2 separate regions of the Homo sapiens genome follow, and region 2 is linked to region 1. A link is a contact called in ENCODE Hi-C or POLR2A ChIA-PET data. All regions are on one chromosome and are shown on one strand. Each heading gives the region's core, a stretch centred on a gene start or an enhancer-like site at or near the end of the contact. The rest is flanking DNA. Distances are from core to core; before and after follow the strand shown.

Region 1 (5,977 bases), core at 1,757-4,256:
CATTCTCCCTTGGCCATTGCTGATCTGCCCCCACCTAAACCCACAGAAGGCCAGGCCTACCTTCAGTGTTTTAAAGTATAAAGTATAAATGGCTTAAATTTAGCCACCGAGGGAATAAGAGTGTGGGAGTGGCAGGGGAGGTCCGTCCAGGAAGTTCTAACAGTAAAGTCTTCTTTCCCTGTTAGGACCTTGTGGTATTTTTGTTGTGGTCAGTTTCTGTTCCACTGCCATTAAATGAGACAGGCATGGGCCAGGCCTCAGCTTTCACATCAACCACTTATTGACGAAGAATCAAAATTCTCAGCTTTCACATCAACCACTTATTGACGAAGAATCAAAATTCTCAGCTTTCACATCAACCACTTATTGACGAAGAATCAAAATTCTCTTCTTAGTTTATTTCCTCCACTTTTCTTAGCTTTTTATTTTCTTCAGTTCTGACTTAAACATTTTTGGGAAGCAGGTTCTTTGGGAGGAAGATGTGAACAGGGATACTGGGGTGGTGATTAGGGAGACTGACCGTGGGATTCTATATCCTGACTGGGTGAGGACACACCCAGATAAAACCAGGACATGAAGAAAGAGCCAAGCTGTTCCTCCGCTGTCATTAATTAAAGCTCAAACTTTGCCAGTGAAATGATGAATCTGATTTTTACACAGGGGCCTGAGTGTCAGTCATTCAGACGGCCGTTGTTTGAAAGGGTGACCACAGTGATTTGTTTGATTTGCAGCGTCATCTCCAGCAGTATTCAGCTGCTGGTTCAGGATCTGGATGCTGCCTGTGATCCTGCCCTGACTGCCATGAGCAAGGTAAGGTCTTGGGAAATGGCATCCTACAAACTAACGAGAGCAGCCCAAGGTGGCTTCTACTGGCCCTTGTCTGTAGCTTCTCCAGGCTCATCGGAGCGTAAAGGATCAGCTGAGGAGAATGGAGAGGCCCCGGAGTTCCTGAAAGCACTCAGTTAGTGTCGCACCTGCGTCAGTTCAGTTGCTTGTCCTTTTAGAATGAGACAGAGCATCACAGTATTGGAGGATGGCAAAAAAAAAAGAGACGAAGTAAATGTGTTTGATGAGTCTAAAGGAGATGTTGTCTGTGGTTTATTTATATTTTTTTAGAGACAGGGTCTCTCTCTGTCACTCAGGCTGGAGTGCAGTGGTGCCACCATGACTCCCTGCAGCCTTGACCCTCTGGGCTCATCAGTCCTCCTGCCTCAGCCTCCCAAGTAGCTGAGACCACAGGTGCATGCCACTGTGTCCAACTACTTTTTAAATTTTTTGTAGAGCTAAGAGTCTTGCTATGTTGCCCAGGCTGGTCCTGAACTCCTGGCGTCAAGCAGTCTTCCCACCGAGTCCTCCCCAAGTGCTGGGATTACAGGCATGAGCCACAGTGCCCAGCTGAGATGGATCATTTTTAATTACTGAGCGCTACCTCATGTTCCTCTCATGTTCCTATTTTTGGCTTTTATGTGCCTATGCCTTTTTTTCCCAAATGAATGTCAATTCCGTAAGTGCACAGACCATGTCTTTCACCCCTCTTTTATCTCTCATGTAGTCTTGAATATGGGAGATTCATTTTTGTTAATTAAAAACCAATCAGCCATGTCCTTTATTTACGTATTATCTTTGATTAGTATCTGACACATGCTAAAAACCTTGGTGTGGTCTCACCAGAATGGGTGTTTTCATTAGTGCTTAAAGTAGTAACTTCTGACTCATTCTTCATTCTTGCCCACTGAGAGGTTTTTCCAACTCCTTCTGAGCTCTGGTGCCAATGTAAGAGTATTTGATCAGGTTGTGAACTCTGGTTTTCTAATATCGTGGTGGCCCATCAGTCAGCCCTTGGCCCTCAAGTCTCCTCCTTTGGCACTTACTGAGCGCTACCTCATCTTCCTATTTTTGACTTTTATGTGCCTATGCCTTTTTTTCCCAAATGAATGTCAATTCCGTAAGTGCACAGACCATGTCTTTCACCCCCTCTTTTATCTCTCTTGTAGTCTTGAATATGGGAGATTCATTTTTGTTAATTAAGTTGGAAATGGGCCTTTGTTATGCTAAACCCAAGTAACATGCAGCTGCAACTCTAGAACTTTGTAGAGCAGGGGTTGGCAAACTAGAGCCTGGGAACCAGATCTGGCCCACTGCTTGTATTTGAAAATAAAGTTTTATTGGAATACAGCCATGTTCCTTTATTTATGTATTATCTATGGCTGCCTTTTTGCAATATAGTGGTAGAATTGAGCCATTGCAACAGAGACTAGCCCACAAAGCTAAAAAAATTAAATATTTACTGTCTGGCCCTTTACAGAAAAAGTTTGCCAATGTCTGCTCTAGAGTCATAGGCTCTTGTAGCAAATTCTGGAGAAACAATTTATCTAGGTTATACTGGCCAGTACCAGAGGGCAGTGGGAGGAACACTAACTTTAGAGTCAGACAGACCTAACTCCTCCAGGGTTTCCTTTGGGGTGTTGAGCAAATGATTCACCTGTCTGGGCCAACGTGACATCATCTGGGCCCACATACCCCAAGTGAACTGTGGATCTCTGCCTCCCAGCATTGCTGTGAGGATGAAACATGGAACGGGCGGGTCTAGTGCCAGGCACATAGTAAATGCTCATTAAATGTTAGTTCCCTCTCCCTCTTGTCAGGAGGAATGACCATGTCACAAGGTTGTGTAAGCAGACATTTGGTCTGAATTTGGTTTTGCAGTAGATTGTAAATATTTAACAAAAATAAGATTAAAACCAAAATGTAGGCTTTAGGGTTTTATGAACTGAAGTGGCAAGTCCTAAAATAGCTGATGTCACAGTTTTATTCAAAAAGCTGATCTTTTCAGCAGTCCGGTGCTGATGGGTACTTCCAGTATTCTCAGCATTCACAGGAGAACACTCTGAGCAGGCAAAGTGAGGCCAGTCCATCTGCTTAGAGGATTCGTTTTGCCAGCTCTCATGATCCCCTCGCTGCTGGTAAGCATTCTCTACATCCTGAGTGGGATCTGTGCCAGCTGCCATCTCTCCTGAACTGCCACACACTTCAGATCGGAATGCAGCTGCCGAAAGAATTTTCACATTCACCAAAGGAAGAGTGGGATTTTTTTTTTTCAATAAAATCACGGTTGGAAGGGGTTTAACACTGCAAGTGTTGCTTATACGAACTGTCGGTTCGTTCGGTGGATTTCCCTCAAACCCTGCCCCGTCCCACCCTCCACTTCTGCCCCGTGCCCACACCAGCAAATACGAACAGAGACCGTGCCTCCAGAGTCCTTTGTTTATATCATAGGAAAACCACAGACTTGGGAACGCAGCAGCTGGGAGGCCATTACTTTTTGTCTGAGTCTTCTGGAGTTCTAGCAAAATAAAATCCATGTGATGGAAATAAACAAGCCAAGTGGTCACAAATTGATTCAACACACATTCTGTGTTCTTGATGCCTGCATCCTGTTTTGTGTAGTTTCTTCTAGGATTTAAAAAAACTTTTGTGATAATGGTTATTTCTGTCTCTGATTCTATCATTTTTGCTGCTGGTTAAACAGTTCAGTTCAGACCCTGCCCAGCACAGTGCTGGGAGCTGCAAGGCTCAGAAAGGCATAAACCCTTGGCTAAGGTGTTTAGATTCCAGTAGCTGAGGGCAAGAGATGTGTAAGATGACAGCAATACCCAGTAACTTTAATATAAGAGATGAGGAAATCAGTGCCATAAGAAAAGTACAAAATACACCCTTTTTAAAGAGGGAGGAGTTCATATCCAGGTGGGGAGGCAAAGAAGGCCCTCGTAAGGAAGTGGTGTTTGAAACAGATGAGGGCGAAATTCTGAATGAGTTTGTGATTAGTAGGGCAGTTCAAACAGGGTGAAAACATGAGTAAAGAGAGGTTAGGGAAGCTAAAGAGCTTGGTTCAAACTGCCAATCTCATTCAACATCCCAGGGGCTCCTCAGGCTACTCCTGTACTTGGACTGACAGAGTTAAGATTGGAAACGAGACTGTCCTCAAGGAGTCTATACCCTGCTGGGAAGAAAACTGAGAACAACCAATACTGTAAATAAGTGTATCTTATAAATGTCAGAAGGACTGTTGGCTGGCCAAAGTGGAGTGTAGTCGTTGGATATTTCCAGAAGGACTGTTGGCTGGCCAAAGTGGAGTGTAGTCGTTGGATGATTCCAGAAGGACTGTTGGCTGGCCAAAGTGGAGTGTAGTTGTTGGATGATTCCAGAAGGACTGTTGGCTGGCCAAAGTGGAGTGTAGTCGTTGGATATTTCCAGAAGGACTGTTGGCTGGCCAAAGTGGAGTGTAGTCATTGGATGATTCCAGAAGGACTGTTGGCTGGCCAAAGTGGAGTGTAGTCATTGGATGATTCTGAGTTGACGGAAGGAGACTTCCTTGACAAGAGGGATTGAGCCTGGCAACTTGGTTAAGTCATTTTCCTGGGAGACCTCATTCTCATGGAAGGCATCCCATGGCCTCTTCCTTGGTTGGCATATAGAGCTTTCATTATCTATCTCTTTACTCCACTGCTAGGTCAGTTTCTGCCGCTCACTCCGGAGTATGTGCCCTGTTCTCCAGTCGCAGCCATGTTTACTTCCCTGAATGCATATTGCTCTTTTGCGGCTTCCATGCCTTTTCTCATTTTATTCTTTCTGCCCAGAATTTTCTTCCTGCTATCGTCTGCCCAAGGAGCACGTCCTTTAAGATCAAGTTCAAATGTCTGTCCCCATTTAAAAACCTGAGGTATAATTCATATACCACAGAATTCACCCTTTTAAAGTATACAGTTGGCCAGGAGCAGTGGCTCACTCCTTTGGGAGGCTGAGGAGTGCAAATCATCTGAGGTTAGGAGTTCGAGGCCAGCATGGTGGGACCCTGTCTCTATTAAAAACACAAAAAATTTGCTGGACATGATGGCACACACCTATAGTCCCAGCTACTCAGGAGGCTGAGGTAGGAGAATCTCTTGAACCTGGGAGGCCGAGGTTGTAGTGAGCCAAGATTGCAGCACTGCACTCCAGCCTGGGTGACAGAGTGAGACTCTATTTTATAAATAAATAAATAAAGTGTACAATTTAGTTGTTTTTAGTATATCCACAATGTCATGAAACCACCACCACCATCTAATTCCAGAACATCTTCATTACCCCAAAAAGAAACCCCGTACCTCTCAGCAGTCATTCTACATTCCCCTGACAACCATTAGCCTACTTTCTGTCTCTATAGATTTGCCCCTCCTGACATTTTGCATACCTAGAATCATATGGCATGTGGGACATCTTGTGCTTGGCTTTCTTCACTTAGCGTAGTGTTTTCAGGGCATGTGCATGGTGGGGCATGTGTCAGCACTCCATTCCTTTTTGTGGCTGAGTAACATTCCATCATATGGATAGACCACATTTTGTTTATTCATTCGTCTATTGGACGTTTGAGTTATTTCTACTTTCTAATTTTGAATAATGCTGTGAACATTCATGTACAATTTTTCGTGTGAACATGTTTTCAGTTCTCTTCAATATGTACCTAAAGGCCAGGCGTGGTGGCTCATGCCCGTAATCCCAGCACGTTGGGAGGCCGAGGTGGGCAGATCACCTGAGGTCAGGAGTTCAAGACCAGCCTGGCCAACATGGCGAAACCCTGTCTCTAATAAAAATACAAAAATTAGCCGGGTGTGGTAGCGTGCGTGCCTGTAATCCCAGCTACTTGGGAGGCTGAGACAGGAGAATGGCTTGAACCTGGGAGGTGGAGATTGCAGTGAGCCAAGATTGCACCACTGCACTCCAGCCTGGGTGACAGAGGGAGACTCTGTCTCAAAAAAAAAAAAAAAAAAAAAAGGATCTAAGGGACCTAAGGAATGGAACTGAAAGAGCCGTATGGTCAATTTATGTTTAACATTTTGAGAAAGTGCCACACTGTTTTCTGAAGTGACTGTGCCGTTGTACCTTTCCACAGCAAAGTGTAAGGAATCCAGTTTCTCCACATCTTCTCCCACACTTGTTT
Region 2 (6,519 bases), core at 1,138-3,637, 380 kb before region 1:
GCACCACCACATCCAGCTAATTTTGTATTTTTAGTAGAGACTGGGTTTCACCATGTTGGTCAGGCTGGTCTTAAACTCCCGACCTCAGGTGATCCACCTGCCTCCACCTCCCAAAGTGCCGGGATTATAGGCGTGAGTCACTGCGCCCGGCCTAGGCTGCAGGTTTTATTCCAGGCAAGGATGTGGCTGGCATGGTATCTAGTGGGATGTTATGAAAGCTGGCTTTGTTCTGCAGGATGGCAACAGTCAATACCCGCATGAATAGCAGGCTCTCCCAGCTCTCAGAGCAAGCTCCTTCTGTGATTCCTGGGCGTGTTCTGCAGAGCTCAGGGTCTTAGACACAGTAGACGCTCAGTAAACACGTGTGGAGTGAATGAGCGCAGAGCTCATTGATCAGAGTGCATGTTTGTTGCAGCCGCCAGCACATCCTAAAGCTGGATCCTGAAGTGTCTTGGTCTTTTCCTACAACCTTGCCAGACCTTTAAGCATCTCCTTGTCCCGCCGGCCATGACCGAGCGGAAGCCTCCCACTTCTCAGTGTTCTTCAGCTGGGGGGTTTCTGGCTGTCACACAGACCACATGATATAGGAGGTGGGGGTTTTGTGCCAGAGGATTCCCAGATACGAAGGAATTGGAGCAGAGTCCTGCGGCTGTTTAAAGAGCACAGCAAGGCCGGGCGCGGTGGCTCACACCTGTAATTCCAGCACTTTGGGAGGCCAAGGTGGGCAGATCACCTGAGGCCAGGAGTTCGAGACCATCCTGGCCAACATGGTAAAACCCTGTCTCTAGTAAAAACACAAAAATTATCTGGGCGTGGTAGTGCATGCACCTGTGATCCCAGCTACTCAGGAGGCTGAGGCAGGAGAATCACTTGAACCTGGGTAGTGGAGGCTGCAGTGAGCCGAGATCACACCACTGCACTCCAGCCTGGGAGACAGGGTGAGAGACCCCATCTCAAAAAACAATAAATAAATAAAAAAAAATAAAGAGCACAGCAAAATGATGCAATAATGAGTGGCAGCAAGTGAGGACTCTGTCCAGACAGTCCGCTTGGGACTGGGCTAAAAGAATGTTCTTTCTTTTCTTTTTTTTGAGATGGCGTCTTCCTGTCACCCAGGCTGTAGTGAAATAGCACGATCTCGGCTCACTGCACCCTCCGCCTCCCGGGTTCAAGCGATTCTCCTGCCTCAGCCTCCCAAGTAGCTGGGATTACAGGTGCGTGCCATCACGACCAGCTAATTTCTGTATTTTTAGTAGAGATGGGGTTTCACCGTGTTGGCCAGGCTGGTCCCGAACTCCTGACCTCAGGTGATCCACCCACCTTGGCCTCCCAAAGTGCTGGGATTACAGGCATGAGCCACTGTGCCTGGCCGAGAATTTGGGTTGGAATTTGGCCAGACTTGGGAATTTCTTGACTGTAAGTCACCAATTCAGCGTCTTTTCCAGAAATGACTTTCTATACTTCTCTTACTTCCAGAAGTAAGTTTTCTTCTTATTGTACTTTTTTTTTTTTTCTTTGAGACAGAGTCTCGTTGTGTTGCCCAGGCTAGAGTGCAGTGGTGCTATCTCGGCTCACTGCAAGCTCCATCTCCCGGGTTCACGCAATTCTCCTGCCTCAGCCTCCCCAGTAGCTGGGACTACAGGTGCCCGCCACCACGCCCGGCTAATTTTTTTGTATTTTTAGTAGAGACAGGGTTTCACCGTGTTAGCCAGGATGGTCTCAATCTCCTGACCTCGTGATCCGCCTGCCTGAGCCTCCCAAAGTGCTGGGATTACAGGCGTGAGCCACCGCGCCCGGCCTCCCGGGGTGCTGGGATTACAGACGTGAGCCACGGCGCCTGGCCTTCTTATTGTACTTTCTAAATTTCCCCATAGTCTGCATGTATGACTTTTATAATCATAAAGTGAAAAATAAAATGCCTTTTTAAAAATTAATTGAAGTTTGAGAACATCGTGTCATTTGTTTTAAATCACATAGTGAGGCATGCCACCCATTTCCCCTCCTGTTTATTTTTCAATTAATAAAAGGCAAGGGATGTTTATGCTTGAGGCTTGAGGACCTTGGCTGCTTGTATTGGAATCCACGACTTTAGTCCAAATTGATAAGTGTTCTGGTATTTGTGGAGGCTTTTTATTTATTTTATAAAAACCAGCTTACACGAAGGCACATTTCTAAAGTTGACCACGTAGGCTTCAGGATAAACAGCTTTCTAGTTAGTGCCTCGTGAATAATACGGATATGGATTTACTGGAGGTGTCTTGAATGTGTTCTTATTGCATTGTTTTAAGTTAGTGGGAGGCCAAGATGAAAGGGGGAATTTCAAGATAAGCTGTGTGAGTCATTTGGTGTTGCGGTGGGGAGTTGAGAGGGATGGAATTTGCCTTGGCATTCACGCAGAGTCCTGGTGCAGAAAGTGTGTATCCAAGCAGAAGGTGGCCTGGGCTTGTCGGAGTCAAGGGGCCCTCATTTTGGCTGGGATTTGGGAAGTGAGCATGTCGTGAGTCTAATATTAGAAAACCAGTTCTTCCCCTTCCCCCACCCCCATCCTGAAAGCTTTTCTGTCCCTGTCGCGATGTGTGCCCGGAGTCTCTCCCGCTCCTGTCTCGAGTGCTTTCTCTGTGAGCATTCATTTAATTTACTTCTTGGCTGCCTATCTTTTTACTAATCAGATTTCCTCCTCTGGCCGAGCTCTTCTCCCAAAGGCCTCAACTTTGTCTTCAGCTGCCTCGCACCAGTTAGGGGGTTCTGTGTTTCAGAGGTGGACGTTGGCTTCTGTAAGTGGTAACTGCAAATCTGGAGTACAGAATCACATCAGATCCACAAGAGTTTTCTGTTCTGTGGTTGGTTGTGTCGTTTCTCGGTCCTCGTGGCCCCAGAATGATCTTGCCTTCTGGAACCTCTCGGGACTTTTTCGCCCACTTGGGAGCTTCGGGCCACAGCCTTTGATGTTAGTGGGAAGGGATATTACAAGTGGTCATGACGACTGAAACTGAGCAGGTTCAAGAGGACGGGCTGGGCTGGGCGCGGTGGCTCACGCCTGGAATCCCAGTACTGAGGGAGGCCGAGGCGGGCGGATCACCTGAGGTCAGGAGTTCGAGACCAGCCTGGCCAACATGGAGAAACCTCATCTCTACTAAAAATATAAAAATTAGCCTGGCGTGGTGGCGGGCGCAGATGACTTATGCGAAGCCGGCCACAACAAGGCACTCCCCACCCACTCAGCTGCTTGTCCGGGGACCACACAGCCCACTCGCTGCCCACTGATGGCAAAAGTCGGTGCCTCTCAGAAGCCTCTTCCGGTGATGGGTCCTTGCTGCTGACCCCACTAGAGCTCACACAGGGCAGGGGCCCAGAACCTGGGGAAACTAGCCCTAGAGATCCTTTAAAATCCAGCCTGTGTTTTCTTAGAAGGGGCTCAGGCCTTCCCCTGAAGCTGCCTTACTCGCTGAGGAGACGACGACTGGACCCAACGCCGCCTCAGAGTTTTGTTTTGCTGAAGACCTGCGGTTTCCAAACTGATGAATAACCAGAAGGACTGGTTAAATGCGGATTCCTGGGCCCCATCCCAGAGTTCTTGACTTGGTAGGTCCAGGCTGGGGCCCAGTAGTTTGCAATTCTAGCAACAGTTCCCAGGCAACCCGGAAGCCGTACGTCCAGGGACCAGAGTTTAAGAACCGCCGCCTAGGACCAAAACAAGGCCGGTTTGGGTTGGTAGCTGGGCAGGTAGACAGACTCTTCAGATCAGCTTTGCCTTAGCTTTTTTTTCCAGGATTCCAAATAATTAAACATTTCTAAAATTGTTCGTTTTGTTTTATTTTTGAGATAGGGTCTTGCTCTATTGCCCAGGCTGGAGTGCAGTGGTGCAATCTCAGCTCACTGCAACCTCCGTCTCCCAGGTTCAAGCGATTCTCCTGCCTCAGCCTCCCCATTAGCTGGGATTATAGGCACCCACCACCACACCTGGCTAATTTTTGTATTCTTAGTAGAGATGGGGTTTCACCGTCTTGGCCAGGCTGGTCTTGATCTACTGGCCTCGAGTGATCCCCCCGCCTCGGCCTCCCAAAGTGCTGGGATTACAGGCGTGAGCCACTGCGCCCGGCCAAAAATTTTTTTTTTTTTTTTTTTTTTGAGACGGAGTCTTACTCTGTCGCCCAGGCTGGAGTGCAGTGGCGTGATCTCAGCTCACTGCAAGCTCCGCCTCCCGGGTTCATGCTATTCTCCTGCCTCAGCCTCCCGAGTAGCTGGGACTACAGGCGCCTGCCACCACGCCCGGCTAATTTTTGTATTTTTAGCAGAGACAGGGTTTCACTGTGTTAGCCGGGATGGTCTCGATCTCCTGACCTCACGATCCGCCCACCTCGGCCTCCCAAAGTGCTGGGATTACAGGTGTGAGCCACTGCGCCCGGCCAAAAATTTTTTTAAAATAAATAACATGTGCTTATGGCGAAAACAAAATCAAGTAGTATACATAGGCTTATTATATGACTTTATCTTTCTTGTTTTTTTTTTTTGAGACAGGGCCTTGCTCTGTCACCAGGCTGGAGTGCAGTGGTGTGATCTCTGCTCACTACAACCTCCGTCTCCCAGGTTTAAGCATTTCTTCTGCCTCAGCCTCTCCAGTAGCTGAGATTACAGGCACACACCACCACACCCAGCTAATTTTTTTTTTTTTTTTTTGGATGGAGTCTCGCTCTGTCGCCCAGGCTGGAGTGCAGTGGCGCGATCTCAGCTCACTGCAGCCTCGACTTGCTAGGCTCAGGCAATTCTCCCACCTCAGCCTCCTGTGTCGTTGGGCCTACAGGCGTGCGACACCACACCCGGCGAACTTCAACATTATGTGTTGGTTTTCTGCTAGGCTAGAGATCGATTTAGCTCCCTTAAAAGCAAACTCACCAGCCGGGTGCGGTGGCTCACGCCTGTAATCCCGGCACTTTGGGAGGCTGAGTCGGGCGGATCATGAGGTCAGGAGTTCGAGACCAGCCTGACCAACATGGTGAAACCCCATCTCTACTAAAAATACAAAATTAGCTGGGCGTGGTGGCTCACACCTGTAGTCCCAGCTACTCAGGAGGCTGAGGCAGGAGAATCACTTGAACCCGGGAGGCAGAGGTTGCAGTGAGCCGAGATCGCACCACTGCACTCCAGCCTGGGCAACCAGAGCGAGATTCTGTCTAAAAAAAAAAAAAAAGCAAACTCAACTTTCTTTGTCCTCTTGGTATACCACCATTTACGGTTTTCCTGGTTACACTTTTAGCATTTAATAACATGTTTATGCCTTTACTCCTTATCCTTCAATAGGACTTTGGGAACGTTGGTGTCTTTCTATCCTGCCCATCAGGTCTCCTGCACTTCCTTCCTATTTTTTGTACCTTTAGCTTTGTCAAGGTTGTTCGTATTTACATTGTGTTGTGTCACCGGGATTCATGCTTTGTGTGTAGTTGAAAATCAGCCAGTCAATCAATAGGGGCATTGTTGTGTCTGTAAATATTGTTTGTGGCAAGTTCAAGTGGTATTTTTTTTTCTTTTTTGAGACGGAATCTCGCTCTGTCACCCAGGCTGGAATGCAATGGCACGATCTCAACTCACTGGCAACCTCCGCCACCCGGCTTCAAGTGATTCTTCTGCCTGAGTCTGCTGAGTAGCTGAGATGACAGATATCCGCCATCACACTGGCTAATTTTTGTATTTTTAGTAAAGATGGGGTTTCACCATCTTGGCCAGGCTGGTTTTGAACTGTTGACCTCACGGTGATCTGCCTGCCTCAGTCTCCCATAGTACTGGGATTACAGGTGTGAGCCACTGCACCCAGCCTGAGTCCCCTTTTTAACTTGGAGAGTCCCCTTTCCTGGGAGTTACCAGTCCTCCTCCATTCCAGACACAGGTGGTTCTCTGGGTCGGCTACACAGCTGTCATTCTGGAACTTTCTTCGGTACTTTCCTGAGTTGGATTTTATTCTAACCCCCGTCATTGATTGATTCCAAAGTTTTTTTTTTTTTTCTGTAGTTCAGATACCAGTTAGATGTGTTACCAAGGAGATCTTAAAGAGCAAACTGCATTTTCGAGAGCAGAGCTTTAAAATTTAGTATGTGAGTTCAACAGGTTACGTGTAAATGGGAATCAGCTGTCTTTGGATTAAACACTACTACACAGTTTTTTTTAAGAAGATTAAAAACGGAAGTGAAGCAAGGATTCCAAACGCTCTTTCCAGAGCAGCCCAGCTGCTTTGCAACCTGGACTTGAGCCTCCTCCGGTTGGGTCAGTCTGGAATCAGAGCCGCCTCCAGGGATTGAGGGATGCGTGGTAGGTATGGTGGGAAATGCTAAGCTAAGGTTGAACCCAAGTCCTGAGTTGAAATCCCGGTTTTAGTTCCTGTTAGCTGGTTGATCGCCCTTCTATTTTGGACAATAAGCCCAGCCTTCCTGGAATATTGGGAAGGTTAAATAAACCAGAGGGTAGGGGGGCACACTGGAAAACTGGGATGTTCTTCACAGACAGGTTGTCATTGTGAAGCTGTGAGAT

Evidence for each region. A loop is a pair of places that touch in the nucleus more often than their neighbours do. ChIA-PET counts read pairs that join two places held with the same protein, here RNA polymerase II (POLR2A).
Region 2: a loop to region 1 is called in a map of posterior vena cava, with 11 times the contacts of the local background. The contact joins two enhancer-like sites. A Hi-C loop is called at or near these places in 2 of 168 maps with a recorded cell type or tissue (GM11168 and posterior vena cava). POLR2A ChIA-PET finds 5 or more read pairs at or near these places in 1 of 52 experiments (BJ).

What each region holds. Positions count from the first base shown.
Region 1 is chr17:546,705-552,681 of GRCh38, reverse strand. It overlaps VPS53 (VPS53 subunit of GARP complex), which reads left to right. Exons shown (of 22, transcript NM_001128159.3): 17 at 732-810. It overlaps VPS53-AS1 (VPS53 antisense RNA 1), which reads right to left. Exons shown (of 3, transcript XR_007065570.1): 3 at 1,329-3,046. Among named protein-coding and RNA genes, the nearest start is that of VPS53-AS1, 27 kb to the right of the region's middle. Within about 2 kb of position 3,006, at least 5 of the 41 ENCODE cell types and tissues checked have a DNase peak (open chromatin) inside an H3K27ac peak, as active enhancers do.
Region 2 is chr17:929,444-935,962 of GRCh38, reverse strand. The region is part of intron 1 of NXN (nucleoredoxin); the gene reads left to right. Among named protein-coding and RNA genes, the nearest start is that of NXN, 47 kb to the left of the region's middle. Within about 2 kb of position 2,387, at least 16 of the 41 ENCODE cell types and tissues checked have a DNase peak (open chromatin) inside an H3K27ac peak, as active enhancers do.